Linked DNA regions of Homo sapiens: region 2 is linked to region 1. A link is a loop called in an ENCODE intact Hi-C map of the cell type or tissue named here. Cell type or tissue: mammary epithelial cell. All regions are shown on one strand. Links, peaks and the distances in the headings refer to the core of each region. The heading gives the core; the rest is flanking DNA. Region 1 has its middle 10 kb from the start of RTP3. Region 2 has its middle 33 kb from the start of ALS2CL.

Evidence for each region. Peaks named below come from ENCODE experiments on the same cell type or tissue, not always from the same donor. Only the 100,000 strongest peaks of a DNase experiment are listed, where the experiment ranks them.
Region 2: it touches region 1 in a loop (8-fold over the local background); 3 of 110 quality-filtered maps call a loop at or near these places.

The regions. Positions count from the first base shown.
Region 1 is chr3:46,479,896-46,495,718 of GRCh38, reverse strand. It overlaps a transcript of LTF not described here. Among named protein-coding and RNA genes, the nearest start is that of RTP3, 10 kb to the left of the region's middle. RefSeq lists enhancers at 5,588-6,362, 6,363-7,139. In mammary epithelial cell, for the core only: a CTCF peak has its summit at 6,844 (motif pointing left); DNase peaks (open chromatin) are centred at 5,628 and 6,858.
Region 2 is chr3:46,652,671-46,668,493 of GRCh38, reverse strand. No RefSeq gene overlaps it. Among named protein-coding and RNA genes, the nearest start is that of ALS2CL, 33 kb to the left of the region's middle. RefSeq lists enhancers at 5,478-6,123, 7,104-7,699. In mammary epithelial cell, for the core only: CTCF peaks have their summits at 4,651 (motif pointing left) and 7,751 (motif pointing right); a DNase peak (open chromatin) is centred at 7,473.

The DNA of each region.
Region 1 (15,823 bases), core at 3,567-11,566:
TTTATTTTTATTTATTTATTTATTTATTTATTTATTTTTTGTTGATCATTCTTGGGTGTTTCTCACAGAGGGGGATTTGGCAGGGTCATAGGACAATAGTGGAGGGAAGGTCAGCAGATAAACAAGTGAACAAAGGTCTCTGGTTTTCCTAGGCAGAGGACCCTGCGGCCTTCCGCAGTGTTTGTGTCCCTGGGTACTTGAGATTAGGGAGTGGTGACGACTCTTAAAGAGCATGCTGCCTTCAAGCATCTGTTTAACAAAGCACATCTTGCACCGCCCTTAATCCATTTAACCCTGAGTGGACACAGCACATGTTTCAGAGAGCACAGGGTTGGGGGTAAGGTCACAGATCAACAGGATCCCAAGGCAGAAGAATTTTTCTTAGTATAGAACAAAATGAAAAGTCTCCCATGTCTACTTCTTTCTACACAGACACGGCAACCATCCGATTTCTCAATCTTTTCCCCACCTTTCCCCCCTTTCTATTCCACAAAGCCGCGATTGTCATCCTGGCCCGTTCTCAATGAGCTGTTGGGCACACCTCCCAGACGGGGTGGTGGCCGGGCAGAGGGGCTCCTCACTTCCCAGTAGGGGCGGCCGGGCAGAGGCGCCCCTCACCTCCCAGACGGGGCGGCTGGCCGGGCGGGGGGCTGACTCCCCCACCTCCCTCCCGGACGGGGCGGCTGGTCGGGCGGGGGGCTGACCCCCCCCACCTCCCTCCCGGACGGGGCGGATGGCCGGGCGGGGGGCTGACCCCCCACCTCCCTCCCAGACGGGGCGGCTGGCCGGGCAGAGGGGCTCCTCACTTCCCAGTAGGGGCAGCCGGGCAGAGGCGCCCCTCACCTCCCGGACGGGGCGGCTGGCCGGGCGGGGGGCTGACCCCCCCCACCTCCCTCCCAGACGGGGCGGCTGGCCGGGCGGGGGCCTGACCCCCCCACCTCCCTCCCGGACGGGGTAGCTGCCGGGCGGAGACGCTCCTCACTTCCCAGACGGTGTGGCTGCCGGGCGGAGAGGCTCCTCACTTCTCAGACGGGGCGGTTGCCAGGCAGAGGGTCTCCTCACTTCTCAGATGGGGTGGCCGGGCAGAGACGCTCCTCACCTCCCAGACGGGGTCGCGGCAGGGTAGAGGCGCTCCTCACATCCCAGACGGGGCGGCGGGGCAGAGGCACTCCCCACATCTCAGACGATGGGCGGCCGGGCAGAGACGCTCTTCACTTCCTAGATGGGATGGTGGCCGGGAAGAGGCGCTCCTCACTTCCTAGATGGGATGGCGGCCGGACGGAGACGCTCCTCACTTCCCAGACTGGGCAGCCAGGCAGAGGGGCTCCTCACATCCCAGACGATGGGCGGCCAGGCAGAGACGCTCCTCACTTCCCAGACGGGGTGGCGGCCGGGCAGAGGATGCAATCTCGGCACTTTGGGAGGCCAAGGCAGGCGGCTGGGAGGTGGAGGTTGTAGCGAGCCGAGATCATGCCACTGCACTCCAGCCGGGGCACCATTGAGCACTGAGTGAACGAGACTCCGTCTGCAATCCCGGCACCTCGGGAGGCCGAGGCTGGCGGATCACTCGCGGTTAGGAGCTGGAGACCGGCCAGGCCAACACAGCGAAACCCCGTCTCCACCAAAAAAAATACGAAAACCAGTCAGGTGTGGCAGCGCGTGCCTGCAATTGCAGGCACTCGGCAAGCTGAGGCAGGAGAATCAGGCAGGGAGGTTGCAGTGAGCCGAGATGGCAGCAGTACAGTCCAGCTTCGGCTCGGCATGAGAGGGAGACCGTGGAAACAGAGGGAGAGGGAGACCGTGGGGAGACGGGGGAGACCGTGGGGAGACGGGAGAGGGAGAGGGAGAGGGAGAGGGAGAGGGAGAGGGAGAGGGAGAGGGAGAGCTGGATTTCAAAGCTTCATCCATGCTGAGCTGCAAGGGGAATGGACAGAACTGGAAACTGGGGCAGACTGGAGTTGCCAGCCTAGGCTGGGCTGTGAGCTCCATGGAGCAGATGCCGGGCCATCCTGTCCCGGCTCTAAGCCCAGCCCCAGGCCAGGGCTGGCACCTGGTAGGCTCTTCATGAGTGCTTCCTGAATGAATGCTGCAGAATCAATTTTTTGTATTTTTAGTAGAGACGGGGTTTCACCGTGTTGGCCAGGATGATCTCGATCTCCTGACCTTGTGATCCGCCCGCCTCAGCCTCCCAAAGTCTAGTTTTTGGTTTTTGTATTTTTAGTAGAGATGGGGTTTTACCATGTTCAAGAAGGATTTCTCTAATGAAGGGGTTGAACATTAGAAATGAGGGGAGGAATATTCAGGTCTTTTCTGGAGATGGGTGGCGAACTTCTTGGAAATGGAGTGCTGCTTTCCTTTTTGTCCTTTTATGGCCTCTTTTGGTCATGGTCATGGCGATTGTCAACTGCCATGGTGCTTGTGGGAGGGTCATTTAGCATGGAAATGACATTATAATAAAGCCTCAGATCTTTCTGAAGTCATTTGATTGTCTATCTTGGTTCTAACCAGTCTTAGTTGGTCTGGTTACAAAGGGAAATTTGTATCACAGGTGTCCTATTTCTTAAAGATAAGCAGAGGTAGAATGGGGTAGAAATTCAGCTATGTCACAGAGGCATTACACCAGGTATCATTTCCTGGCCTTGGGGTTACTAGGGCAGGTGCACAGTGATCAGGAGTGTGACGGCCAGATAACAAACGTGGTTGGAGTGTGGACTGACTCCTCTTTAGCCAGGGCCTCAAACATCATTAAAAAACAAAACTAAGCTATATTGCAAGACTGTCCTGGATTTGGGGTAGGCCTTAAACCCAGTGACAGGTATCTCTATAAGGGAGCGGCAGAGTGAGATTTGAGACACAGAGACCTAGGGGAAAGCCATGTGGAGACATGAGTTAAGCTGGCACAAGCCAAGGAACACCTGAAGCCCACAGAAGCTGGAAGAGGCAAGAAAGGATTCTCTCTAGACCAGCCTTTATAGGAGGCATGGCCCTGCTCACACTTTGATTTTGGTCTTCTAGCCTCCAGAATTATGAGAGAATTCATTTGTATTAAGGCGTCCAGCTTGTGGTATTTTGCATGGAAGCCTTAAGAAATGATACACCTGCGTTTAAACCCTCCTTGACTTCCCAGCTGTCCTGAGGGTTGGAGCCACCTGCCTGCTCTCTACAACAGGTACAAGAATAGGAAGCAACTGCAGCTATACTTGTGCTAGTGTGGACTTTCCTTTTCCTACCTGCCACCACTTCCTTGGGTTCAGGTCCTCACTATTTGACTGGACAATTTTGGTTTATATCCCCGAGTATTGTCTTTCAAAAATCATCCTTTACAGAGCGCCAAAGAGCCTTTTAAAAATTCAAATGCCACCCCCTGGCTAAGCTGGCCTCCTTGCTCTTCCTTTCACAGAATAACCTGGAGCATGGCTCATTCTGTCAGCTCCTCTGGGCCTCCTCTTGAATTATTAGGGAGGCCTTCCTTAAATTCCCTCAATAAAGTGGCAACTCTCTCCCTCTCCTTCCACACTCTCTTTCTTTCTCACTATTCTGTTTTTCCACAATTGTTCATTTTTTAATCACCTCTTGACATAGCCTTGGTTTCTAGGAAACTGCCAGTCTTGACATAGAAAAGCAGGGAATTTTTGCTCATCTGAACAGTGCCTGGATATTCAGTAATTATTTGAATGAATGTTGAATGAATTCTGTCCCAAATTCTGTTAACTCTATAGAACTATCCCAGTCTGGGGTTCCAGGGGTGGGAGGAGGGAGGACGGGGATGGTCTTGCAATTGCTCTTATTACAGTTTTTATGAGGGCAACTGTCCACAGTTTTCTGGATCTATGCATTCTCTGGGGAATCCTCCATTTCCTCTCTGATAACTTACCACTTTTTCTGTTGGGGCTTGCTGGTGTGTCATCATCTCAGACCTAATGACACTTAAATAATTCCCTCTTTTAGTTTCCCAACTGTAAGAGCCTTTGGGTCAAGGTAAGCCTCTTTTCCCTTTCAAATGTGGCCAGCCTACCCTCTGTGATCTTATTCTCCAAAGAAATTGCTCTCTCGGTCAAGTTTAACGAAAATGCTTTCCACTATTTTTCTTTCCTTTTACACTGTCCCTGTGCTGAATGCAAGATCAAAAGTTTTACCAGCCAGTTTAGTTCCTCCTTGAAGCTGAGATGTGATTCCTAAGAACAGAATTTTCCAGGGCTGGTACTTTTAAAAGTTTCCTTTGAACGACTGGTTTTATGATTCAACTGAGAATTTTTAACTGCAACCCAATGAGAAGACTTGCCCTCCATGTTCTAAAAGTTCTCATTTCTGATGACCTGTTCATTGGCTGAAATACACCACTTCCCTGAGATAAAATTCGCAGCCTGCGCCAGGGCTTATGTAAACCAACAATCCAGAATCAATATGAGACCATGTGAGTTTGGAAGTCTGTGGATGGCTACAGGAAATCCCTCCTTGCCCAGCAGTCGGGGCAGCTCAGGCAGCGGCACCTACTGAACCTAGACCAGATATCCACGTGTGCTCCCAGGCTGCAGAGGTTCCTAACTGGCAGAGCTCCTGGGGCCTGCTCTTGCCACGAAAATGGAAAACCTCCAAAGTGGGCAGTGGCCCTCGCTGCTCCTGGTCCTTCTGTCTTCTGGAACTTTTTTGTCACTTGTGTGTTTCGAATTTGTTTTTTTTTTTTCATAATTCTGTTGTCAATGGCATAAAAAAGGCATACATAAAAATGATTATTATTTTTATTACGTGGTTTTGGTCTACACAGCCTCCTCCCAACCCTGTGGCAGGAAACATGAAACGCCTTCAAAGGGGTGTTGGAAGAGCCTGCTGACCAAATACCAAATGTTTATAAGCCTGTGGAGCAACAGGGACAAATATAGCTGCCACTCTTAGAAATTAGTACAGCCACTTTGGGAAACAGTTTGGGATTAAAGATACACATGCCCTGTTCAGCAATTCTACTTGTATGTATACCATCCAGATAAACATTTGCACGTATAGTATACTGATATGTATTAGAATACTTATAGAAATACAATTTTAAAATAGAAACAACTGGAACACTCCTCTCTCCTCCCAGTGAACAGATAAAACCTTTTGTTAGAGTCATCCAGTGGAATTCTATGCGGCAGTGAAAATGAATGAACTAGAGTAGGGTTTGGTCACCTTTGGCCCACAACCAAATCTGGCCCATCACGAGTTTCTGTGTGGCTCAAGAACTAAGAATGACTCATAAAGATGGATATTTGAAGTAGATAAAAAATAGTCACTTTGATATTTTCCCCAAAAGAATTTCATTATTCTAGATCTGTATTACAAAACAATTGATTTGATTATTATTATTTTATTATAATATTACATTTTGAATTTCATCAACAAAGTTTTGTGGTAATTTGTCTTCCTTCTTATACCTAGATAAGGACCTACATAATATCTTTGATTTGCCTCTTGGTCCACAAAGCCTAAAATATTTATTATCTGGCTCTTTACAGAAAGAGGTTTGCCATTCCCTAAACTAGAGCTACATAGATCAACATGGGCTTATCTCACAATCATGGCATTGAGTAAAGAATTCAAGCTGCTGGAGCTTCTACACAACAAAATACCTCTTACGTGAGGAACAAAACCACAATGCCATCACTTAGGAAATCATGCACTTGTAGTTAAGAACATAAAGAAATTTATAAACATAAAGGAGGGTGGATGAGAGGTCCTGTGGCTGTGCTGGGGTTGTGAGCTACCCTGGCTATGGTAGTATTTCCAGTTCAGGCTTGAGAGAGTGAGTGCTACCTACCCTTCTAAATGCTGCAAAGAGTATCACTGAGCAAAGGATGCCATGATCAGCACAGGGAACAGAGAACACACTGGACTCAAAGGAGAGAAAGTGAATTTGTAACTTTGGGTTCCTTTAAGCCTGGTTTTCTTGTGATCCCCGCTCTCTTACTGTTGAAGCTGTGGCCAACCTGTTCCTGAGACCAGCCTGCCTCAGGTCCCTGCCTGAGTAGCTCTGCCTGTGGGGCAGTGGAGAGTATGTCTCACGTCCCTGGACCAGGTGACCCATGGTTAGTGGCTCCCAGGCCAAGCTCCAGGTGAACGTTCAAGGCTGGGGTTTGACAGTGGGATGCTAACCAGCCCCGCTGCTCCTGCCACCAGCCCAGGGGCACAGGGCACGAACCAGAACCTGCATTTCTCATCCCACTGGCCTTGGTCCCCAAGGTGCTGCAGTAATTGAGCTGCTTTTTAAATTAGGACACATTCCTCTGGGGCCAAGGCTGGTCTTCTTTCCCAGAGGGAGTGATCCTAGGACAGGAGAGGAGTTAATGAAGAAACTGCATTGTATCCTCGTGCTGAGGGAGTGCACCCTGGGAAGGACAAGCTTGGAAGGGTTCAGACTTCTTGGAGGTGCAGTCAGCACACCTGCTAGCAGAGGACTCTCACCGGTTTGGTCAGGCTGGCGCTGGCCAGGAATTTGTTGGGCAGGCAACAGGCCACTGTCTGTAAGCCGACAAAGGAGCAGGGGATCGGGAACCAGTGACATGGGCATACAGTGGGGACAGGAGGCCTTTTGAGCGCCTGAGCCACTGGAGGCTTGCAGGAAGTGCTGCAGCTCAGCATGGAACCTTCGGGGCCACAGGGCAGGCGGGAGCTTGGAGAGGAAGTCTGGGCGCCAGCACGGACAGCAGGCCTGCAGAGCACACAGGCTGCTCGGAGACTCCGAGGTCTGTGTTGAGAGGGCTGCAGAAAAGGTCATCGCCACACCCAGGCTGCAGGTGCAGCAGACCGCAGTCCTCACACCCGGACCGCCCTCCCGTGGCCCTCACTGGAAATGGCAGGAGCGCCCCTTCCTCCTGCAACGTCCCTCCACCGCCCTCTACCGAGCAATCTTGCCGAGCTCACTGAAGGAGAGAGATGCTTGGAGAAGTCCACGTCAGCGCATATGCTATATTGAAGGACGCGTTCGGAGCTGGGAGACAATGCATAAAAAGCATATAAACTTTATTACAAATTCATTATATAACCGCACCAGTGGGGGCTGGGGGAGAGAAGGGACTGGCCTAAATAACATTGGAAGATAATATTTTGCCTGGAAATTATTAGGCTAAAGATGAAAGGTACTATGAACAATGTACTCTAATTGATAAATATATATATATATATATATATATATATATATATATATATATATATTTATTTATTTTTGAGACAGAGTCTTGCTCTGTCTCCCAGGCTGGAGTGCAATGGCGCGATCTCGGCTCACCGCAATCTCCGACTCCCTGGTTTAAGCGATTCTCCTGCCTAAGCCTCCCAAGTAGCTTGGATTACAGGCAATGCCACCATGACCAGCTAATTTTTGCAATTTTGGTAGAGATGGGGTTTCACCATGTTGGCCAGGATGGTCTCGATCTCCTGACCTCATGATCGTCCCGCCTCGGCCTCCCAAAGTGCTGGGATTACAGGCATGAGTCACTGTGCCCGGTCGATAAATTTATTTTACATAAGGGTACCCAGGTTAAGGATTCTGAAACAGCTTCATGGGTGTACTGGGGATGAGCAAATAAGTAAATACATGAGAGAAGGTGGGCCAGGTTGTTCACACTGTGGGAGAGGAAAGTTACAATTAACAAGAAAGGAAGGCTGGAATGAATCCTGGAGATGGGATTACAGTTGGAGACATCAGTACGATGCTCAGTATATACACAGATGGATAGATACAGAAACAATGTGGATATGTGTATATCTAATAATTTAGTATGTATGCATATATTACCTGGCTCAGTCAGCTGAGAGGGCCTAGAGGCAATGACACCCCAGTGCTCACATCTTGGTTTCTAAATACCTTTCTCCAATAAAAGAAGCAAAGGCTCCTTGGAGAAATGACTGATAAAATACAAGAGCCTGGAGCATCTTGTAGCACCAGAAAGAAAGGAAGTACTCAAAAACAAAAAGGGTGGGAACACATCAGAGGGACACAGGAACCAACCTGAAGGAGCTCCCAATGGCCAATGCTGGAACGATGTGAACAACAAAATAACTAACATAGTATTGTATTGTGTTATAACCCAAAGTATTAAATATAAGTGAGGCTATTCTGATATAAATGATTGAATAAATAGAGTACAAAGACGAATCTTTTTTTTTTTTTAACAGAATTTGAAATAGCATGTTAGACAGTCCTCCCTCCAGGGGATGAGGCTTAGTTCAGCTGCTACCATCCTCTTTCTGGGTAGGCTAGACACTTCCAAATAACAGAGTATGGAAACGGAAAAAGAGTAACTAGTAGAGAAACCTGGTAGATACTACCTTTAACCCAGTGATGAAGGTGAGCATCACCAGTGTGGATGTAATGCACCCTCTAATAGGTTGTGATAAGAAGGGTGCTCCTCCTCTGTAGTGTGCTTCCCCCCAACCTGTAACCCCAGTCTAATCGTGAGAAAAACATGAGACAGACTTAGACTGGGGGACATTCTACAGGATGCCTGACCAGTACTCCTCAAAACTGTTGAGGTCATTAAAATTAAGGAAAAACTCAAAAACTGTCACAGCAGATCAGAGGAGGCTGGGACAAATGACAAGTAAATGCAATGTGGTATCCTGGATGGGATTCTGGAACAAAAAAGAGGACATTAATAGAAAAGTTGATGGAATCCAAATAAGGTCTGGCATTTAGTTAATAGTAACATATCAATGTCAGCTTCTTAGTTTTGACAAATATACCATAGTAACGTAAGATGGTAACAATGGGGGAAACTGGATGAGAGGTGGATGGGAAATCTCTGAACGGTCTTTGTAACTTTACTGTAAAACTATACCAAAATAAAAAGTTTATTTTAAAACATGGATGTATTGGGCAGGTAAGTTCTCCTTTGTGAGACCCAGTTTTCTTACTTGTGAAATGAGGCAAATAGTCTTCTCCGGGTCCTGCCAGGCCATGATGAAGAAATGTCTTTGTGGTCAACAGATGCACTGTGCATGTTGAGGTACGGGGGCTGGATAGTGAGGCCAAACTTGCGCCTTTACAAGGTATCTTGGTCCACCTATGTGGCTGAGCTGGACTTCTTTTGGCCCCACAGCTTTCTTTACCCCTCTCTGTGGAGAGTGGCAGTTCTGGTGTCTATCGTACCAAAGTCTTCCCAGCTGCAATTCATTCTACTGCTTTTGTTCCCTCCTCTGGGAATATATGAGTTCCCTAATGCAGCCTGGAGATCACCTCATCTTCATGGATGGAATATAGGCTTCTGAGAAACAAACTCCCCCATTCAAACCCAAAGAATGGACTCAGAGACCCCGAGAATAGCGAAAGTGAGACTTTTAATGATGGTCTTGCAAGATTGGGTGTGTGGCATGCAGGCACACCCAGCAAAGTTTCAACAAGCAATTTATACCCTAGTGCGCAGGTGCCTCCCCCGGTTCCCAATAGGCTGAGTACTATGGGGTTACAATCTTCCTGGATGTTGCCTATTGATTGTTAGTCAGGGGCTTCAGGTGTTTTGTTTGTTTGTCTGTTTGTTTTTAGGGTTGTTTTGGTGCATTTTGTTGCAGCCCACAATGCATTGCAATCCTGGTTAGCTTAGGGGCTCTTTAAGTATTTGACTTATGACCTAAGTAGCTGGGCAGGCTGATAAGAACAGACAAAGCAAGCTATTTTGCAGACTATTAAACTTTTACCTTAGACTAAACTTCGTTGGTTCAGGTGAGGGCAACCAAGTGTGGCGGAAGGGGGAGGAAAGGGGAGGCCAACAAGCAGGCCTTGGCTATCCAAGCAGGAGCCTAGTACATTCTGTTTCTTCTGCAGTTTGCTGACCTAAGCCGATTCAAGGCACTTTGTCTTGGAAATGGACCACTGTATACATTATTTCCTTCAGACCTGTCTGGGCCTTGGTCTCCAAAACCAGAAAATGGCAGCAACAATGAATGCGCCACAAACTGCTGCATATGGAGGTGAACCCTGACCCCAAGGCTTTGAAGACTTTACAGGGGTGAATGTCAACATTTGCTGGAAGCAATAAAGCTAATCAATGTGAATGGATGCTTTAAGAGTGAGTGACTGGGCACAGGCAAGGGTTAGGGTTGAGGGCCTCCTGGGGCTGGGGCACCTCCTGAAGTCTCTTCCTCAGAGGAGAGCCTGCAATTCTCCCTAGGAGCCATGTTGGGGCCTCTGCCCCTGCCCCCAGCCTTAGCCTGTGAGTTCAGCATTCCTGTGACTGCACTAAGCAAGCAGATGGTCCTCAATTCCACCAGCAGCTGTCACCGAACTGTGGGTGGACACCTGCCATACAGGGCTTCCTCTTTCCCATGCAGAAACTGCTGGCACTCCCAGAGGGAGGGAAGGTGGGAGCTCTTCTGAGGGGCCAGGAAGTTCTGGAAAACTTCCCCTCAGCCGAGCTCCCCACCTTCCCTCCCTCTGGGAGTGCCAGCAGTACCTGCATTCCCGCCCATTCTGGCTCTCCAGCAGGGAGCTCCGCCTCACTTCCCAGTGGACGGTGACGTGGCCTTCACAGCTGGCCTGAGTGAGCACAGCGGGCACTGAGGGGAACAAAGCGTGGGGGCCCTCCAGCAGCCCTTATCATCACCTGCCAGCCACCTGCCTCAGGCTGGGCAGGCTGCACCCTGGGCTTTCTGCTATTGGCTTCCCAGATCCCTGGAACTCCAGCTGGGGCCCTGGGCTGTGGTCTGACTTGATCCAGAATTTAATGAGTAGAAGGAATGGAAGAAGGCTCATTCCCCCAGCCCTGGTAGGTGCTCCCAGAGCCAGAGGAGCTGGCTCTGCTCCGAGAGCAGCCGGGTCCCAGAGAGGGTCTGTAAGCAGTGGGGCTGGCCAGGGAGGAGGCATCATCCCAGGGCCAGGCCCATACATCTTCCTTTCTTCCCCAGCAGCCCCCAAGGATGTGAAAGAATTGACCTCTCTGCCCCGAGGTGGTGGGTAGGGGCATGGGGTGAGACACACTGTACACCTTCAGGTGTTAGCACCTGCTGGGAATGTCTGACTTCATTTTTCATCTGTTTCCTTATTCCTCCTCTGGGCACTTTTAATGTTCTTGCTTCATCAAGTTTAGCTAATTTTGATTGACAACAATATGCTGGGGCCCCCAGATCATAAGGGCTCAGTTCCAGCATGGGAGGAGGGTGGATATTGGCAGAACATTCCAGGCCCTTCTTGGCACTGCCTTCCCAGCAGGGACATGCAATTTTTTAGGGGAGCAAGGGTAGGGGTGTTGTGAGGACAGCACAGCCCCTAAGGCCTGACGCTGCCTGGAGGGAACCTCAGTTTCATCTTGCCCCAAGCCTCAGTGTCCTGATCTGTGAGATGGGGATTATGGTCACAGGACCTACCTCACGGAGATGGCTGAGGATCAAGCAGTGTTCAGAGCAGCATCCTATGGTAAGTGTTCAGAAGATGTTCCCCAAAGTCTGCCAAACAACTTTGTTCTTTCTTTCCTCCCTAGTTTTTACCCTTTGCTAGCCAGAGCCCAGGCCCCAGCTCAAACACCTATGCCACTATGACTTGGGTAATCATGACTATTGTCCATTTACGAATTTCCATGCTCTTGTCTTCTCCGACCCCTCCCTTCCCTCTTCAGCCATTGACAAGGGTTGACATTTGAGGGAGGAGGCCATATTTCAAGAAAGCTTTGCTCTGTAGCCTCCAGGGGGCCTTCCAAGGGCATCTCTGGTACATCCCAAACAAGGACAGCACCTCTGGGGAGTGCCAAGGTTATTTATGAGGCCAAAGTCATTTGTATGCCTTCCTGCTGGGGGCTTTTAAAAATAAACTTTTGGCCAGGGTGCAGCAGCTCACATCTATAGTCCCAGCACTCTGGGAGGCATAGGCAGGAGGATTGCTTGAGGCCAGGAGTTTGAGGCTACCCAGGCCAACATAGCAAGATCCCTGTCTCCGTTTTTTTTTAAACTAAATAAAATAAAATAAACTTTATACTGACACCTAACCTACATATAGAAACATGCACAATTAATATTTGTGTAGCTAGATGAGTTATCACAAAATGAACACTTTTGTGTAATCACCACCCAAATCAAGGAATAGAAACATTTCCACCCCCAGGCTCCACTCTTGCTCCTATTAATCACTTTCTTGCCCCTCTTCCCCAAGGTTAACACTCCCCTATCTTGTGGCCTCACGGGCACTGATTTTTACTGTTTGTGAGCTTCACATAAATGCAGGCAGGTGGTAGGTGCTCTTTTGTGTCCAACCTCTTATGCTCAATACTATGCATGTGAGATTCAACCATATTGTCGTGGGCAGCAGAAGTTAGCTCATTCTCACTGCTTAGTTGATAGTATTACAATTGATTTATCCATCTACCACTCACAGACATTTGGGACATGTATGGACAATGCTCTTATCAACATTCTTGTTTGTGTTTTTGGTGTACACATGTATGCATTTCTGCTGGGCGTACACCTAGGAGAGGAGAGGCTGGGTTCCAGGCAGTGCTGTGCTGGAGTTGGCTCATTCTGGCTCATGGGAGCTGGCTGTTAACATTGTCAGGGATTTGCAAAATTTTCCCCCATTCTGATTTCCCTTTCCCTTGCATTCCTGTGGCTCTTGAGGTTATTTCAGCCTATTGTATCTGTATGGTGGGAATGTTATACAACAGTGGAATATCATTCATCTCCTCCCAACTCCAAATTCAGTGGCACCCATCCATGTCAGCAGCTTGAACTCAGTCATTGGAGGAGTTTTTACACCACAGAAACTGGCAAATGCTACAAATCAGGGCTTCATAGGTTTATTGTTTTGTTGATTGTCCAAAGTTAGACTTAAGAAAGTGATAGAGAAAATGTTTTTCTTTCTTTCTTTTTCTTTCTTCTTTGTTTTCTTTCTCTCTCTTTCTCTCTGTCTGTCTCTTGTCCCTCCCTCCCTTCCTCCCTTTCTCTTTCTTTCTTTCTTTCTTTCCTTCCTTCTTTCTTTCTTTCTTTTTCTTTCTTTCTTTCTTTCTCTTTCCTTCTTTCCTTCCTTCCTTCCTTCCTTCCTTTCTTTCTCTTTCTTTCTTTCCTTCCTTCCTTCCTTCCTTCCTTCCTTCCTTCCTTCCTTCCTTCTTTCTTTCTTTCTTTCTTTCTTTCTTTCTTTCTTTCTTTCTTTCTTTCTTCTTTCTTTCTTTCTCTCTCTTTCTCCCTTCCTTTCCTTTCCCTTCCCTTCCCTTCCCTTCCCTTCCCTTCCCTTCCCTTCCCTTCCCTTCCCTTCCCTTCCCTTCCCTTCCCTTCCCTTCCCTTCCTTCTCCTTTCTTTTTTGACAGAGTCTCACTTTAATGTCCAGGCTGGAGTTCAATGGTGTGATCACAGCTCACTACAGCCTCAACCTCCCAGACTCAGGTGATCCTCCCACCTCAGCCTCCCTGGTAGCTGGAACTACAGGTGCTCGCCACCAAGCCAGACTAATTTTTATTTATTTATTTGTTTATTTTTGGTAGAGATGGGGTTTCTCCATGTTGTCCAGGCTGGTCTCCAACTCCTGGGCTCAGGCAATCCACCTGCCTCGGCCTCCCAAAGTGTTGGGATTACAGGTATGAGTCACTGTGCCCAGCCTGAGAAAATGTTAATAATGCAGACTAAACTTAGGTGTGTGTCATCTCTATAGCTGTGACATTGTGAGTCGCATAAAAAGTAAGAAAATATTTCTCCAGTATCAAAAAACTATTATCTGATTCATGAAAAAAAATGCTTATGTCATTGATGAATGGGTGACGTTCTGAGACATGTGCAGTGTTTTTCTCTTTCTTCTTACTCTTTACCACAAACACCTCAATAGTTTTTATTTTTTCAATAATTCAATATTTTTCCAATATTCTTGTTGGAACTCTATTTTCAGAGATGGTTATTAAGCACTTGCCAGCCCACATTAGTCATTAGGCATATCCTGCTTTAACTGATGCTGCCAAATGGTTTTCCAAAGTGATTGCACCAATTTCTACATCTGTTGGTGGTTTTTTAGTTTTGTTTTATTTTGTTTTGACGGAGTCTTGCTCTGTCTCCCAGGCTGGAGTGCAATGGCACAATCTCGGCTCCCTGCAACCTCTGCCTTTCAGGTTCAAGTGATTCTTCTGCCTCAGCCTCCCGAGTAGCTATGATTACAGGCACCTGCCACCAGGCCCAGCTAATTTTTGTATCTTTAGTAGAGATGGGGTTTCGCCATGTTGGCTAATCATGACAATAGTCACAATTACCCAAGTCTTAGTGGCATAGGTGTTTGAGCTGGGGCCTGGGCTCTGGAGAGTAAAGGGTAAAAACTAGGGAGAAAAGAAAGAACAAAGTTGTTTGGCAGACTTTGGGGAACATCTAGGTACCCAAAGTGCTGGGATTACAAGTGTGAACCACCACACCTAGCCCTGTTGGTGGGTTTTAAAGCAAAGTTCATTTGTACTTTGTCCTCCTATCTTGGGACCAGCAGTTTCCTGGACATTAAAGCTATGGCTAAGGGAACAAGCTGGCCAGCCTAGTTGATAATTGTCCTAGGAAAGGATTCCATAAGCAGTTGCTAACTTCTACAGGACCACTTGCTCAGGGGTGATCCAGGCAGGGTGGTGAGTTGCAGGATGGAAGAGGTCACAAAGGTGCAGGTACTGAGCTTCCTGGAGGGGGGCTGCACTCAAATGGCCCTGAGAGTTGGAGGGGCCAAGGAGAGACATCATGCACCAGGGCAGGGACAGCCTGTGAGTGCTGTGGGCAAGGAGTGTGGCTGGGCCGTGCTGCCTATCAGCAGTGGAGGAGGGTGGAGGCTGGGGCACTTCCACTGGCAGTTGTGTACCTGCTGTCCAGGGCTGCTGTCTTTTATGTGTCAGCCCCCATGGCCCACCTGGAGGGGAAGCTGCATGGCTGTCCCTGGGGCAGATGCCTAGTTTGAGGAAGTTTTGCTTCCTTCTTGAGACTTCTCTCCTAGGTTTAATTCTCACGTCTTGTATTTCACTGCTCAGATCTAGTCTCAATACGTTCTTTTGTGTACTGACAATGGTGGGCAATGCAGAGTGACCCGTAAAATAACAAATCAACATTGTCCAAAGCTGCACACAAACCCTTTTGAGGCCCGTGAATGTGCCATTGTCCTCTTTGTAGCTGGGACACACATTTCCTGCTATTACTCTCATGGAAAGGCCATGATGCTGTCAACAATTGACCACAAGCAGGTTTTAATTTGAAATTCCCAGAGCCAGGCCCAGCACCAGATAGGGACCATGCAGAGAAAAGCTTTAGTGCCTCTCTGGGTCCACGAGCAAGGAAGGAACCAACGTGCATGAAATAAGGCAGGAGAGTGGCAGGTCCCTGCAGCCAAGGGCATGACAATCCATCACCACAGGCACAATGGGCATGGTGTGGAAACATCAGAGTGGGGTTTCAAGGGTAGTTAGGAAGGTTGCGGAGTCCAAACTCTGGAAATGTGAGAACAATCCAGGGACATGATACAGAGCATTCTACAAACCCCAGGAGCTGGACACAGCAATTTGTGTGAATAGGCATTGTTCTTGGAGGAAAATGAGCCCATGGTCCAAAAATTAGTTTTAAATAAAGTTCAAGGCCTCTAACTTTGGCTTTTATAGCAACAATGCCATTCTGAATGGCAGCGAGTCAGGGAGCTGGCTCTTCCACGATCCACCTGGGTGTCCGGGGTCTGTCAGTCTTACCATGATTAGAATGGAGCTTCTGATCCACCTCCTCCTCAATCTGCTTTATTCCCAGTCTTCCCCATCTCAGTTAATGAAACTACCTCCTTTTAGTTTCTCAGGCCAAACACCTTGGTGCCATCATCCACCTCTCTCCTTCACACCCCACATCCCCTTGTAATGTAAGCAAATCCCATGACCTCCTCCTT
Region 2 (15,823 bases), core at 4,033-12,032, 170 kb before region 1:
GCAGTTTCCTCTCCTGTAAGGGCTGAGTCCCAGGCTACAGTGGGACTCAAACACATTGGCCTTGCCCTCGGGGGCCAGGACGTGGGGCTGAGAATGACAGATACCCAAGGGGCCAAAGGCCTTTTCAGTGAGCAGATGTGTCCAGGTTGCACAGCCGGACCACCTGCTTATCCTAGACGGCAGCCCTGGCCCTGGACAACCGCCCCACCCACAACTGCACCCGGGCCTGCATGCAGTCAATCATACAACCTCTAGTCCTGCTTCCCCCAGGCCCACTACTCCCTTCACCAGTCAACTCCATCTGCCACCCTGTTCTGCCCTGCCCTCCTGCTCCTGCCCCTCTCACTCATCTCTTTTCTTGCAGAAATGCCCTCCTCCAGTCCCACTAGGTCCTAGGCAGATCCATCCTTGCAGGCCTAGGTCATATGAAGCCCCTGTTCCCCTAGGAAGAAGGCTTCTCTCTTCACAGCCCCTTTCCAGACCTGGGCCCATGTTTCATTGCTTTGGCGGGGGCTCTCTTGCCTCCAAAGTCAACAGTCCTCTGTGGTGTCTTCTTCCCATCCTTCCCCCGGGCACAGTGCAGGCCGCCTCGCCAGGGGCCTGTGCTCCACAGCAGTTGGGGACGAGGACAGAATACAGGTTGACACGGGAGGGGTTGGACTCTGAAGGGCCTGACCCCCAGAGTAGGTCAGCATCTCAGACTGGCTGGAGAAGCATCCGTGCAAACAACCCCTCTGGTGTGTCCAGGATGGACGGGCCCCAGGGAAATGGAGCCCCGGGCAAACACAGGCCAGGAGTAGACAGCAAGTTGATGCTGATGCCTCAGGAGAAGGGGAAGAAAAGATGGACACCCTCTGTGCCTTGCTCCATAGTCACACACGGCACCAGAGGCTCAGGCCTGGCCCTCCTGGGGCCGTGTGCCCACACCAGGCAGCTATGATGCCAGTGTGGCAGGACACCTCCAGGCACTGCCCTACTGCTTGGTTGGAGCTCCAGCTGCAGGAAAGCCACAGAGTGGCGTGGCCAGGCTATAGCCAGTGACCCAGAGGTAGTGGTGGATGGAGAGGGCGTTCTGAAAGGGACCAGGGCACAGCATGGCCCCATGAAGTCCTCTGAAGGGACTGCTGACTTCTTTGTCAGCGAGCCTCCCCAGGGGCCTCCTGGATGGCAGCCCTGTTCCCTGTCTGGAGTATGGTCTGGAACAGCTGCCCCACAGTGGGAGCTGGCAGGCATCTGAGGGACCCGAGTGCTGACCAAGCCTCTGTTCATTCACACCACCCCCGAGGATGCTGGAGCCAGTGCGTGAGCAGGGTGCCCACTGTGCATGCCCCTTGCCTACTGCAGCTCCAGAGAAGGCTGGAGGGATGCTGAGGCCAGAGGGGTGACCAGGGGCTGCTGGAGAGGTGCTTAGTGTCACTGTGTGAGTGAAGCAGATGCTCACTAGTAGGGCCCTAAGGAGGGCCCCAGGACCTCAGCTGTCACTCTCCCAGAGGGACGGCTGACCACTGGGGCCCAGCAGGGGACAGGGGCTGCCCTCTTATGGGCACCTGGGAAAGGATAAGGCGAGGGTCTGGGTTAAAGTCAGTGTGAGGGATACAATTAGGGATTAGGGTTGAAGTCAGGGTCAGTGTCAAGTTAGATTTAGGGACTGGAGTGAGAATGAGGGTCAAGGTCAAGCTCAGATCGGGTCAGGGCTTTTCTGGTTGGCTTTGTCAAGGGTTGTACAGACACGTACTCTGGTGTTTACTCTTGCTGCGGGCGAGAACCTGGGATGGGGTCCAGGCTGCCAGGTCTTGGTCTCTCTGGGACCTTGGCCAAGTCCTTTTCCTAACTGGGTCCTGTTTGTTGTCTGTAAGCAAAGGAGCTGCCCAGACACCCTGTTCTGCCATGAGGAGCACCCTTTGCTGTGAAGGGCAGGCAAGAGATGCCGCTTGGGCTCTGGATGCACTGAAGAGGACCCACGTGCGGGCTAAGCACTTTATGGGCTTTATCTCAACTTCCTCATGACCAAAGCCCCAGGAGTCACAACCCAGGAAACCTAGGCCCTCAGGAGCAAGCAGAAACACACACTCTGTCCCCAATAAACAGGGGGCTGAGTAGCTATGATGGACTGGACCCACACGGCCTCATACCAGAGCCCAGGTGCCAGCTGGGTGACTGCACGACTCCAGCACTACCAGGTGCAGAGCTGGAGCCCAGGTGTTTGGCCACCTGTCCCTGTTCCTTGCCTTCAAGACAGGCAAGTTTCTCCCAAAGTGATCTTCTCATATGCCCCCTGGCTGAGGCCTGGCCCCTCATGTCCAAAAGTATTTGGGAGGAGGTGGAAATGAGGGAGTGCGGTCTAGTCATCAGGGTCAGGTGGAGGATGATAGGTCCAGTGGCTCATTAAATTCAGAGCAGTAGCTATGATCTGTGAAAAGCACACAAGAGAGTGTTTGGTTTGTTTGTTCGTTTGTTTTGGCAGTAGGGTACCAGCGATAATAAGATGAGGCCAAGGGAGGCCTCATCAGTGTCTGGAAAATTAATCATGTTTCATTGCTTTGGCGGGGGCTGTCTTGCCTCCAAAGTCAACAGTCCTCAGTTGAGGCTCTCTTGAGAGAATGGGTGTCCAGGAGTTAGACTGAGGGCAGTGGTAATGGTCTGGGACAAGGTGACCACAGCATTCTGAGACGACAGGTGGGCCAGGTGTCCTGCAGGCGAGAGCCAAAAGACGCTAATGGTCTGGCCTCTCTATGCCTCCGGGAGCCTAGGGTGTTCCTTCTCCTCCAGCAGAGCTGCTCCGCTTTTCGAAATCCTCACTATTCCTAACCCACAGTGTTCTTCTGGAGGTGATTACTATGTATCACCCCAGACGTGCGGGCTGCGCCAGCGGCACTCTTAGGAGTGATCACGCCTGAGATAATGATCATGATCATTATCATCAATATCCACAACTGCCCAGCGCTCGCACGCAGAGCCAGGAGGTAAGAGTGACCGGATTAGCATCTCCCACACCAACCCCCACCTTGCAGCCCACGGGTCAGTAGCCCGGGTTCCTCCATGCAGGGATGGAGGTGGGCAGAGAAGAGTGAGGAGGATGAATTATGCAGCAGGGTCTCTCACAGCCAGTGTGGGTCTTTTCTTATTCCCCCTCCCTACCTCATAACTAAATATTTTATTTAAATGAATGGTACCTTCCTGGAGAATTGCCACAATTAGAGTCCACTTATCTTTTCAGTTTTTTTTTTTTTAGTTCATCTTTTAAGTCACCTGCTGTCTGTGGGTGGTAGGCGACATGAAATGTCCCACACAGCAGCCCTCAGATAGCTGCCTATTGCTGGTTCTCTTGGCTATGAGGGCGGCATCATTGTCCGACTGGATGTGCTCCAGGAGTTCAGATATGCAGCAGTACATTTAGGACTTGTCAAGCAGCACGGCCCACGTTCCCCGCAGATGGGAATTGCTGCATCTACGGTCGTCAGCACCCAGTGGTGCTCCTGGCAGAAGGGGAAGGGGTCCGTGGAGTCTGTTTTCCAGGACTGGCCAGGTCAGTGTACTGGAGTGCACAGGTCGCTGTGTGCACTGGAGTCACTTTGTCCCTTGACTGTGGAGCTGGTACACTTGCAGGCTTGCTTGGCCTCATGTGCTGGCCTCACTAGGCTTTGACGTGGGCCCCAGTCCTGAGCTATGGACAGATGGCCAGGCCTCGTGTGATGGTGTATCCAGGTGGCTCTGATGCTTACCTGGGCTATGCAGAATTGGTCAGCTTATTGGTTTCACTGACGTTCACTGCCAAGGGGTCCTTTTCACTGGGTTTTCAGAGGCCCTGGGCCCTGTGCAATCTGAAGCCTAATGTTTGTCCCAACCAGGGTTGGGACTTGACATCCAGTTGTTCCATTGTCAAGTGCCAGACCACATGGTCAGCCCACTGGCTGTGAACTTTGGTGGGGGCTGTTTCCAGGGCAAGAACCATAGCCTGCACCACTGCCCCTGGCCAGACTTCTTTCTTCATATGCAGCTTTCATCAGTGTTTTCTGTGGGTCCTGTAGCTTGGCTGATCTGTCTGTGAATCAGGCCCAGGCCTCCTCAGGGACTGCGCTGTGGTGAAGTTCACAAGGAGCCTGAGGTGCTGGTGCAGACCCCAGGTCTGGGGTAGCTGCCCCTGGCGGGTGATTGCCACTTTTTCAGGCTGATGGGAGATTCCATTGATGCCTGGCTTCCTCCTTTCTTGGCTGTCCCCCTGTCATTTGATGACAGACATTTGCTGGGCAGTGTCCACTGTGTTGGTGTCTTTCCTCCAGACCCACCCTATAAGGGTCTGCCTGGGAGGAACCATGCATGGGGAGCTCTACCCTCAGTGTCTACCTACACCCAGCTGCAAGTCAGTAATTACCACTCGAGGGGGTGTGCTGGGCCCTGTCTGTCAAGTCACTGCTGTACTCAGAACACCAGGGGTCACCTTTGTTGACTGCCAGCATCCTGCTGCAACTGGCTCCAGGCTGAGTAATTGTCCGCCACGCACACTCATAATTTTCAAGGCTCTTCAGGACTAATTGGCTGGGGAGGGCAGTCCGCACAGCTGCTGGATGGTTTCCTTACGCACCTCTTCCTCTACAGCTCTTTAGTGCTGTGGCCCCTGCCCTCTTCTATTCTATGCTGCTTTACTGCCATCAAGTGGCTGGGCAGGTGAAGCCTGGTGGGCTCCCAGGTGTGTGCTTGTCCCACCGGCCACTGTCCTAACTGTGGCCCTTCCCCTGTGGGAGCAGACCTTGCAGTCAGGAGTCACAGCATCGGCTGATGTGCAGAGCTGCTCTCTCCTTCCAGGCCCCCGACCCAGCCTCCTCCTCTATTTCATCCTGTCTGGTTTTGTTTTTGTTTTCATTTTTACATCTCCCTGAGCCCAAGAACTCTCTGGACATCAGGAGGGGCAGCATTTGGTTGGCTGGTTTCAATTCTTCCTCTTGCTACTCAGCCTGCAAACATTCCTCAGGAGGTAGGACAGAGGGGTACCCTGTTCCCCTCCTCTCACCCTCCCTGGGTGACAGCATGCCTGGGCGATCCTGGGGTCTTCCACATCTCTTCATTTGGTCGGCCACGTGGGCCTCTTCTGTCTTCTCTCCAGAAAGGCATTGTACCCTTACTGGCCCCACGTTTGGGACCAATTTATCAAACTGTGAAGCAATTTCCAAGCGACAGCGTGGGTGGCTACATGACTGCAGCTGCTGGTGGATTTGGCGCACTTCCATGCATCCAGCCAGGGATGAGACAATGAGCCCACGTGGATTTAGACAGTTTATTATTTACAAGAACAGCAGAAGCAAAATGGGCAGGAGGTCAGCTCCCTTGTCCCTCATCCCACAGTCTGACTCTGACCCGGAGGGATCGGATGACAGTGTGAGCAGAGGGTCACTCAGCCATTTAGGAGCTGCCTCCATATTACAGCCAAACAATTTTGTAGCCTGCAGCTGAGAAAGACCTCTCAGTGGCTTCTCCCAAGTCTTAGCTCCCCTGGCTGCAGGAGGAATTGTAGGGCATTCAGCCGAGACACAGGTTGGACCGCAGCTGAGCCTTGCTTATGTGGCCTGCGTGGATACGCGCAAGATTCCCAGGGAGTCGTGCAGAGTCACAGACCATTCTCCACTCCGTTTCCTAATGGAGATCTGACACCCTCCCTCACCCATCTTCAGAGCTTCCCTTCATCCCTGGTCAGGCCCTGATTGAGAGTGCACCCCTCAGTGCTGAGCACTCTGATCTGGGATTCCTCCCTCCTCGTCCACACCTCTGTTCCATCAGCACCTCTGTCAGCCCGAAGGCAACATGGGTCTTGGGCACATCTGCTTCTCTCCGTGCCCATGCACACCCTTCTCCAGGCCCTGGTCCCCTCCCAGCTGGACACCTCCTGCCCCAGCCTCCTCCCTGGTCTTCCTGCTGCCTCTCCCGCCCCCATCCCAGCCAGGTGCCAACACTGCAGCCAGAGGCAGCTTCGTGAAATCAACCCTGCTGACATCCCTCCATGGCTTCCCAGTGCCTAGAATCAATCCAGCCTCTTTCTCTTGACTCACAGGCCCGGTCCCTGGGGTCGCCCTGGAATCCCTCTGCCAGCCCCTCATGACTCCTACCCCCTTTCCTCTCTGTGCTCTCGTCACTCTTGCCACCTGTCTTGATGCTCCTGGAGCCCCCTGAGCCTCTCCCACCTCATGGCCCTGCACTGGTGTCCTCCTCCTGGCCCTCACTCTCCCTGGAGCAGTCTCATTCTTGTCCTTCAGGTTCCAGGCTAAACAGTGCTTCCCACGAGAGGCTTCCCTGACCCGCGGTTTGCCGCCTCTGCCCTCTCCCTGTATCCTGTCATTGAGCACGTTTTGTCCTCACTGACACCCTCTCCTGGCTAAATCCCCCACTCCTTGCTGGACTGGGTGCCTGGGGAGGGCAGGGAGAGGCCTCCTCTGTCTTGGTCACTACTTCATCCCCAGGGCCTTGAACTGTGCTCTGCACAAGATCCATTAAGTGAATGAATCACAACAATGAGGCTGCAGCTCCCCAGCACCTTCTATGCCCTCCCCCTCCCCATCTAATCTAGTTTAGTGAATGGAACAGCGGGGGATTCAAGGCAGCTGTTGCTCCTCAGTGTGGCGCTAGTTGGGGAGTTAGAGGGAAGAGTTCAGTTTGACTCCAGGACAGGGCTTGAATAATTCAGAACACTGTTTTTTTTTCTTTTGCCACAGAGTCTCACTCTGCTGCCCAGGCTGAAGTGCAATGGCATGATCTCTACTCACTGCAACCTCTGCCTCCCAGGTTCAAGTGATTCTCCTGTCTCAGCCTCCCAAGTAGCTGGGATTACAGGCATGCACCACCTGGATAATTTTTGTATTTTTAGTAAAGACAGTGTTTCACCATGTTGACCAGGCTTGTCCTGAACTCCTGACCTCAAGTGATCCACCCACCTCAGCCTCCCAAAGTGCTGGGATTACAGGCATGAGCTACCACACCTGGCCCAGAACATTATTGATGACACCCCTGAGGCTGGGGAGCCATGACCCTGCCCCTTTAAGGACCCTGCTCCGAACTGAAACAGTAACACACATCCATGAGCTAGGACAGGGAAGAGAATGACAAGGACTCTAAACCACCCAGCAGTGAAATTTCCAATGGAAATAAGACCCACTGGGCCCCTCTGTGTTGGGGGTGGAGTGGGGGAGGGCAGCACTCCTGGAGACTCAGATCGGTTTTCAGGTTGTTTGCCCCAGCACTAAGCCGAGAAGTGAGCAAGGAGGGTTTGAAGCTTCAAGTCCACACCCAAGGTCTGCTCAGTGGGAAATCCTTCATCCCTGAACCCACCAGCAATTCCAGACCCAGGGGTGAAGGGAGGTGCAGGTGAGGGTGAGTATAACATGTGGCTTTTCCTGGAGGGCAGGGAACAGGAGTGGGAAGTCAGAGCTTGGGCAACGGGGACCGAGCTGCAGGGCCATGTGACCTAGTGCCCCAGGGGATTTGGCTGTCTTCCTTGGCTCCCGGAGCTCAGAGCAGTGCTGCAGCTCATGCCAGGGCATGTGAAGACAGAGCTAACTGGAGTGCATGGGGTGCCTTTGGGTGGAGGTTGCTGATGGCTGGGACAGATGCACCCTGCCCACTGTCTCCTCTGGGGACAGTGACATCTTTCCCTGCTCTGATAGCTTGAAAGGACCTGCATGGCTGAGCTGCCCAGGGGAGCATTGAGGTGCTTCCTCTGTGTCCTGAGGAGCCAGGTGCTCTCTGCACCCCCAGCTGCTGGAGCCCAGAGGGTGGCAGCCTGGAGCTGGGGCAGCGGTGCCTGGTGCAGTGAGGACTCGGTCTGTGTGGCCTGGTTAGCACAGGACCATGAGGAAGGGGTGAGGACCATCAATAAGAGGCCATCTCCAAGGCCTGCCTTCAGAGGCAAGCTCTTCTCTCCCACACAATTGCTTTGATCCTCGTGGGAAATGTGGTGGACCCTTTTAAGGGGCGGCAGAGAGCACTGGAGGAGAGAGAAAGGGGCCAGCAGGCACATGGGAGATACCTTGACCTCAGGGAACCACTGTTTCAAACCAGAAAGGATCTTTTATACCTTGCTGTCATGCAGCCAAACCAGGCGGACATACGAGCAAGCAGGTGCACCCACGCATCTGTACATGAGCAGTGCGGACAAGTGGCTGCAGGAGGCCCCCGGCCTGTCTCAGGCACTAGCACAGGACTATTCATCACTGGTTCCTGCATTTCTTTCAGGTTTGGCCAAGGCATCCCCAGGGACAAGCACGGATGACAGCAGGTGAGCTGAAATCAACCTGTGCTTACACAGTGAGTCTTGCCAGTGCCTCTGAGGAAAGATGACCTTGGGGAAGTGAGTGGTCATTGGTTTCCTGTGTGCCCGGTCCTTCTGGAGAAAGAGTCTGCAAAACATGCCTAGTCTGTGTGGTCACAGCAGGAAGAGGGCAGAGGTGGGGGCCCTGTCTTAGCAGACAGCACCATGAAACTGGATCTTGAAGAATGAATTTGCCAGAGGGAGGAATGGCTTGCCTGGCAGGGGGGAAGGCAGAGTCAAAGGCCCAGAGGTAGAAGGGCATGACTTTCCAGAATGCAGAGAGCTGGGAAATGAGTTGCAGGGAGGTCAGGCAAACCCCAAGTGAGAAAGACTTTCAAAACCTGCAGGGGCATTTCCCCATATCCCCTAATGTTCAGCCTCTCAGTATTTTTTTTTCTGCCCTGGTGGTGGCTTTCAAACATATCCACCAATTCTTCCACACTCTCCCCATCAAGACACAGAGGCCACGAACCTCACCTTAAACCACAGCCCTTAATGATTACAGCAGGAGAGAGCCGAGTGCCTTCTGAGGCTGCTTATAGAAAGCCACATAGGTCCTGCCAGTTCTCCTGGGATCCTTGTTCTGGGAGCCTTTAACCATCATGCTGGGAGTCTGGCAGCCCTGAGCTGCTGTGTGGGGACGCCTCAGAGAGAGAGACCCAATAGGCCCAGCCTATCCAGCATCCAGTGCCTGGAGTCTTACCAGCCCAGACACTGGGCGCGTGAGTGAGGACACTCGCGTGTGACTGCAGCCTCCATGGACTGGAACCTTAGAGATGCCCCCAGGCAACAGCTGCCTAGCAGCCCAGTCAGCCCCAGATTCCTGAGCAAAATAAACCTCGGCTATTGTTTCAAGCCATTGTTTTGGGATGGCTTTTTAGTGCAGCACTAGGTAAACGGAACAGTCCTTGCCAAACCTACTATTCATCATTTAACTTTTAGAGTTTTTCTATACTTCTACTTAAAAATGGGAATCTGTTAAAATGGGAAACTTCATATCCCTGTGTACGTGGAAATCCAGCATCAATGACCGTAAACGGAAGACAATTCTATAAACACAGAGGAAAAAAATGCATGTGTTTGGTTTCTACACAGATGCTGCTGTCTCTTGGGGCCTGCACCTCGGCAGAGGCTGATTCCAGCTTGCAGTTCTCCGCCACTTGCAGGTGCGGCATTGAAATCATTCCTTGGTATTATCTGTCTTTGTGATTAATGATAGTTTAAGATGGTACACAGCCACAACAAGTAACAGAATTTAATTTCACTAGAAATTTTAAATTGCAGAGGTGAAACAACAGAATGCCCCTTGGTGAAAGAGCAATGTCAAGCAGATGAGTAGTTTTTCCACAGTAAAAGTAACTCAGCAATTAATATTTATTTTTGGTTACAGGCGGGCATGCAGAGCATTTTTTTTTTTTTGAGACAGAGTCTCAGTCACCCAAGCTGGAGTGCAGTGGCGCAATCTCAGCTCACTGCAATCTCTGCCTCCCAGGTTTAAGTGATTCTCCTGCCTCAGCCTCCCATGTAGCTGGGATTACAGGTGTGCGCCATCATGCCCAGCTAATTTTTGTATTTTTGGTAGAGACGGGATTTCACTATGTTGGCCAGCCTGGTCTCAAACCCCTGACCTCAGGTGATCTGCCCGCCTCGGCCTCCCAAAGTGCTGGGGTTACAGGCATGAGCCACCATGCCCGGGCTCAAAGCATTCTTTAAATGAAATGTTTAGTATAGTCAAATACTGATAACCTGCTGGGTGGAGATCAAGGCGCGACTGGACTAAATTCACCAGGTGCTAGTCATTGAGTGTCTGCTGTGAGGCAGATGCCTTGCTAAGGCTGGGCATTAAAAAATGCCCAGTAGGCTGGGTGCAGTGGTTCCCAGCAGTTAGGGAGGCCAAGGTGGGAGGATCACTTGAGCTCAGGAGTTTGAGACTAGCCTCGGCAACATAGTGAGACCTCATCTGTATAAACATTTTAAAAATTAGCTGGGCATGGTGGCATGTGCCTGTAGTCCCAGCTACTCAGGAGGCTGAGGCAGGAGGATTACTTGAGCCCAAGAGGTTGAGGCTGCAGTGAGCCTTGTTTGCACCACTGCACTCTAGCTGGGGCAACATAGTGAGATCCCATCTCCACCAAAAAAAAAAAAAAAAGAGGTCCAGCATTTAGTTCTTAACTCCATTGGTTCAACATGTAAATAATTCTTCTCTGCACTACCTCCTGTCCAGTTCTGCTACCACCCCTTAGTTCAGTTTCTCCTTCCTTCTGTCTTGCAAATGTCATGGGTGATTTCCTGTGGTTAGTGTGGATTCCCTCCACAAATCACAGGGCAACTTTCTAGCATCCCAGTTCTGAGTCAACTGCACAACAGGAAAGGCACCTTCTGGAATTGACTTCTACCCTCCTTTCCAGCCACAATCCTGGCATTTATTGAACCTTGTAATCTATAATTCTGCCATATGAGTCTTCTAAAACAGTGGCCCCCAACCTTTTTGGCACCGGAGACCAGTTTTGTGGAAGACAATTTTTCCACAGACTAGGGGCGGGGTGGGGAGGTGATTTCGGGATGATTCAAGCGCATTACGTTTATTGTGCACTTTATTTCTATTATTATTACATTGTAATATGTAAAGAAATGATTATACAACTCACCAGAATGCAGAGTCAGTAGGAGCCCTGAGCTTGTTTTCCTGCAACTAGAGATGGTCCTATCAAAGGGTGATGGGAGACAGTGACAGATCATCAAGCATTAGGTTATGGTAAGGAACCTGCAACCTAGATCCCTCGCATGCGCAGTTCACAATGGGGTTTGCACTCCTATGAGAATCTAATGCTGCTGATCAGACAGGAGGAGGTGCTCAGGTGGTAATGCCGGTGATGGGGCGTGGCTGTAAATACAGGCGAAGCTTTGCTTACTCACCCACTGCTCACCTTCTGCTCTATGGCCTGGCTCCTAACAGGCCATGGACCAGTACTGCGAAGGGGGTTGGGGACCCCTGTTCCAGAATTTACCCTAATTCTCCATGCCCATTCACTCCTCAATGCCCAGCTGATTTTAATATTGTTCTTCTGATTTTAATGTTGTTCTGTATTGGTCAAGTTTGCAGCAGGAGACAGATGGTCCTCTTGATAGATGGAACCATAGGGCCTCTTTCCAAAAGTGTGGGCTGTGTTTAGAGAAACTAACAAGGAGAGGAATCACCCTGCGGCTAGCAATAATGGTGAGACACTTAGTATTACTAGCCCTGATGGGGCAACAGAGAAGGACTTTAATGAGAAACAGGTGAGAGAAGGGTTGAAAGAGGGCCCCCTGCAGAGGCTGCTGTATGCGTTGGTGTTGGCACTGGGCGGCCCAGAATAAAACAACCACTCCATATGCTGCACCCAGCTGGGAGCCAGAGGCCCCCAGAATCTGGTTGCAGAGAGAGATGTAAAAGAGTGTAGAGCAGGTCTAAAAGGGTAAATGGGAGCTATCCAGCTTGCCTCTTCAATGGATTTGTTTTTATATTTATTTCAATAGTTTTTGGGGTATAGTTGGGCTTTGGTTACATGGATAAGTTCTTTCGTGGTGATTTCTGAGATTTAGTGCATCCATAAAGCAGTGTATACTGTACCCAGTATATGGTCTTTTATCCTTCACTCTGCTCCCAACTGTCCCCCTCCCAAGTTTCCACAGTCCATTATGACGTTCTTAGGCATTTGCGTCCTCATAATTTAGCTTTCACTTATGAGTGAGAACATATGGTATTTGGTTTTCCATTCCTAAGTTACTTCATTTAGAATAGTGGCCTCCAGCTCCATCCAAGTTGCTGCAAAAGACATTATTTTGTTCCTTTTTATGGCTGAGATGTATTCCATGATGTATATATACCATATTTTCTTGATCCACTTGTTGGTCAATGGGCATTTAGATTGGTTCCATATCTTTGCAATTGTGAATTGTGCTGCTATAAACATGCGTGTGCAAGTGTCTTTTTCATGTAATGACTTCTTTTCCTCTGGGTAGATACCCAGTCGTGGGATTGCTGGATTGAATGGTAGATCTACTTTTAGTTCTTTAAGGAATCTCCACACTGTTTTCTACAGTATGGTTGTACTAATTTACATCCCCACCAGCAATGTGAAAGTGTTCTCTTTTCACTACTTCCACACCATCAATATCTATTGTTTTGTGACTTTTTAATTATGGCCATTCTTGCAGGAGTAAGGTGGTATGTTATTGTAGTTTTAATTTGCATTTCCCTGATGATTAGTGATGTTGAGCATTTTTTTCATGTGTTTGTTGACTGTATATCTTCTTTTGAGAACTGTCTATTCTTCTTCTTTTTTTTTGAGGTGGAGTCTCGCTCTGTTGCCCAAGGCTGGAGTGCAGTGGTGCGATCTCGGCTCACTGCAAGCTCCGCCTTCTGGGTTCACGCCATTCTCCTGCCTCAGCCTCCTGAGTAGCTGGGACTACAGGTGCCCGCCACCATGCCCCGCTAATTTTTTGTATTTTTAGTAGAGACGGGGTTTCACCGTGTTAGCCAGGATGGTCTTGATCTCCTGACCTCGTGATCTGCCCACCTCAGCCTCCTAAAGTGCTGGATTACAGGCGTGAGCCACTGTGCCCGGCCGAGAACTGTCTATTCTTATCCACCGCCCACTTTTTGATGGGATTATTTGTTTTTTTCTTGCTGAGTTGTTTGAGTTCCACAGGTTCATTTCTACTTGCTGAGAAACTCTTAGCACATGCATCATCTCCTTTGGGAATTATTCTCTGACCAGCCGAGGCTGCCACATTTATCTCTTCTGGCTTTTCTCACTTCCTGGATATCCCTGTGGTAGAACTTTCTACTCCATAGCAAAAGGATACCTTTACTTGCCTTCATCATTTTTCATGAAATCTCATTGCTATTCCAATGCTATTGAGCTAGCAGAGAATTTGGAATCACATAGTCTAAGAGTTAAAGCCTCACTCTGCTACTTCAACAACATTTAACATCAGATGCAACATTTAACTTCTGTTTAGAAAAATGTTGATGATGATAATACCTAATTAATTTTTATGGATTAAAAGGCAACTCACTGGCATCTTTCATATTCTTGGCTGCATATCAGCTTTTCATTAGACTTTTAAAAGATAGATTTCTTTTTTTGGTCAGGTGTGGTGGCTCACACCTGTAATCCCAGCATTTTGGGAGGCTGAGGTGGGCAGATCACCTGAGGTCAGGAGTTCAAGACCAGCCTGGCCACTGTGATGAAATCCCGTCTCTGCTAAAAATACAAAAATTAGCTGGGCGCGGTGGCAGGTGCCTGTAATCACAGCTACTCGGGAGGCTGAGGCAGGAGAATTGCTTGAACCCGGGAAGCGGAGGTTGCAGCAAGCCGAGATGCCCCACTGCACTCCAGCCTGGGCAACAGACCAAGCAAGACTCTGTCTCAAAATACACACACACACACACACACACACATAGTTTTTAGAGTAGTTTTAGGTTCACAGCAAAAGTATACAGAAAGTGCAGAGTTCCCACACACCTTTAGCCCCTATCCATGCATAGCCTCCCCATCTATTAACAATCTGCACCAGAATGGTGCTTGTTAAAACCAATGAACCTTCATTAACATGTCATTATTGCCCAAAGTCCAAAATTTACATTAGTATTGTTCATTCTATGGGTTTTGACAAATGTATAATGACATAGATCCGTCATTAATAGAATCATACAGAATAGTTTCACTGCCCTAAAAATCCTCTGTGTGGTACTGGCATGGAGACAGAGATATAGACCAATGAAACACACTGAAAAGCCCAGAAATAAACCCCTTGCCATCTGTATTCTCCTTTGGTGAGGTGTCTTCAGGTCTTTTGCCCATGTTTAAATCAAACTGTTCTTTTACTTATTGTTTTTTAAAGAGTTCTTTGTTTTGCATTACAGTCTTATGTCAGGCATATATTTGGCAGAAATATTTTCTCCCAGTCTATGACTTCTCTTCTCCTTCTCTTGACAGTGCCTTTCACAAAGCAGAAGGTTTTTTGTTGTTGTTGTTGTTGTTGTTGTTGTTGTTGTTGTTGTTTTGAGACGGAGTCTCGCTCTCGCTCTGTTGCCCAGGCTGGAGTGCAATGGCGCAATCTCAGCTCACTGCAATCTCTGTCTCCCGGCTCCAAGCAATTCTCTTACTTCAGCCTCCTGAGTAGCTGGGATTATAGGCGCGCACCACCACACCCAGCTAATTTTTGTATTTTTAGTAGAGACGGGGTTTCATCATATTGGTCAGGCTGGTTTCAAACTCCTGACCTCATGATCCACCTGCCTTGGCCTCCCAAAGTGCTGGGATTAAAGGCGTGAGCCACCGCGCCCGGCTAGAAGTTTTTAAATCTTTTTTTTTTTTTTTTTGATACAGGATTTCATCCAGACTGGAGTGCAGTGGCACAATCACAGCTCACTGCAGCCATGACTTCAGGTGATACTCCCATCCCAGCCTCCTGAGTAGCTGGGACTACAAGTGCATACCACCACACCCGGCTAATTTTTGTATTTTTTGTAGAGACGGGGTTTTGCCATGTTGCCCAGGCTGGTCTCAGACTCCTGGGCTCAAGTGATCCTCCCACCTCAGTCTCCCAAACTGTTGGGATTATAAGCATGAACCACTGCACCAGGCTGAAGTTTTTAATTTTAATGAAGTCCAGCTTATCAATTATTTATTTCATGGATTGTATCTAAAAGGTCATTGCCATACCCAAGGTCATCTAGATTTTCTCTTATGTTGTCTTCTAGGAGTTTCACAGTTTTACATTCAGGTCTATGATCCACTTTGTTTTAATTTTTGCAAAAAGTGTAAGGCGTGTGTCTAGATTCATGTTTTGGCATGTAAATGTCCAGGTGTTTCAGCACCATTTGTTGAAGAGACTATCTTTTTTCCATTGTATTGCCTTTGCTCCTCTGTAAAAAATCAGTTGGCTATATCTATGTGGGCCTATTTCTAAGCTCTCAATTCTGTCCCATTTATCTATTTGTTTCTCCTCTTACCAATACCACACTGCCTTAATTACTGTAGCTTTATAATATGTCTTTTTTTTTTTTTTTTTTTTGAGATGGAGTCTCACTCTGTCACCTAGGCTGGAGTGCAGTGGTGTGATCTTAGCTCACTGCAACCTCCACCTTCCGGGTTCAAGCAATTCTTGTGCCTCAGCCTCCCAAGTTGCTGGGACTGCAGGCACATACCACCACGCCTGTAGTCCCAGGCGTGTATTTTTAGTAGAGACAAGGTTTCACTATGTTGGCCAGGCTCGTCTTGAACTCCTGACTTCAGGTGATCCACCAACCTCGGCTTCCCAAGGTGCTGGGATTACAGGCATGAGCCACTGTGCCAACCTATAGTAAGTCTTAAAGTTGGGTAGTAACAGTGCTCTGACTTTGTTCTCCTTCAATATTGTGTTGGCCGTTCTGGATCTTATGCCTTTAGATATGTAAACTTTAGAATTGGTTTGTCAATATCCACAAAATAACTTGTTAGGATTTTGATTGGGATTATGCTGACTCTATAGTTCAAACTG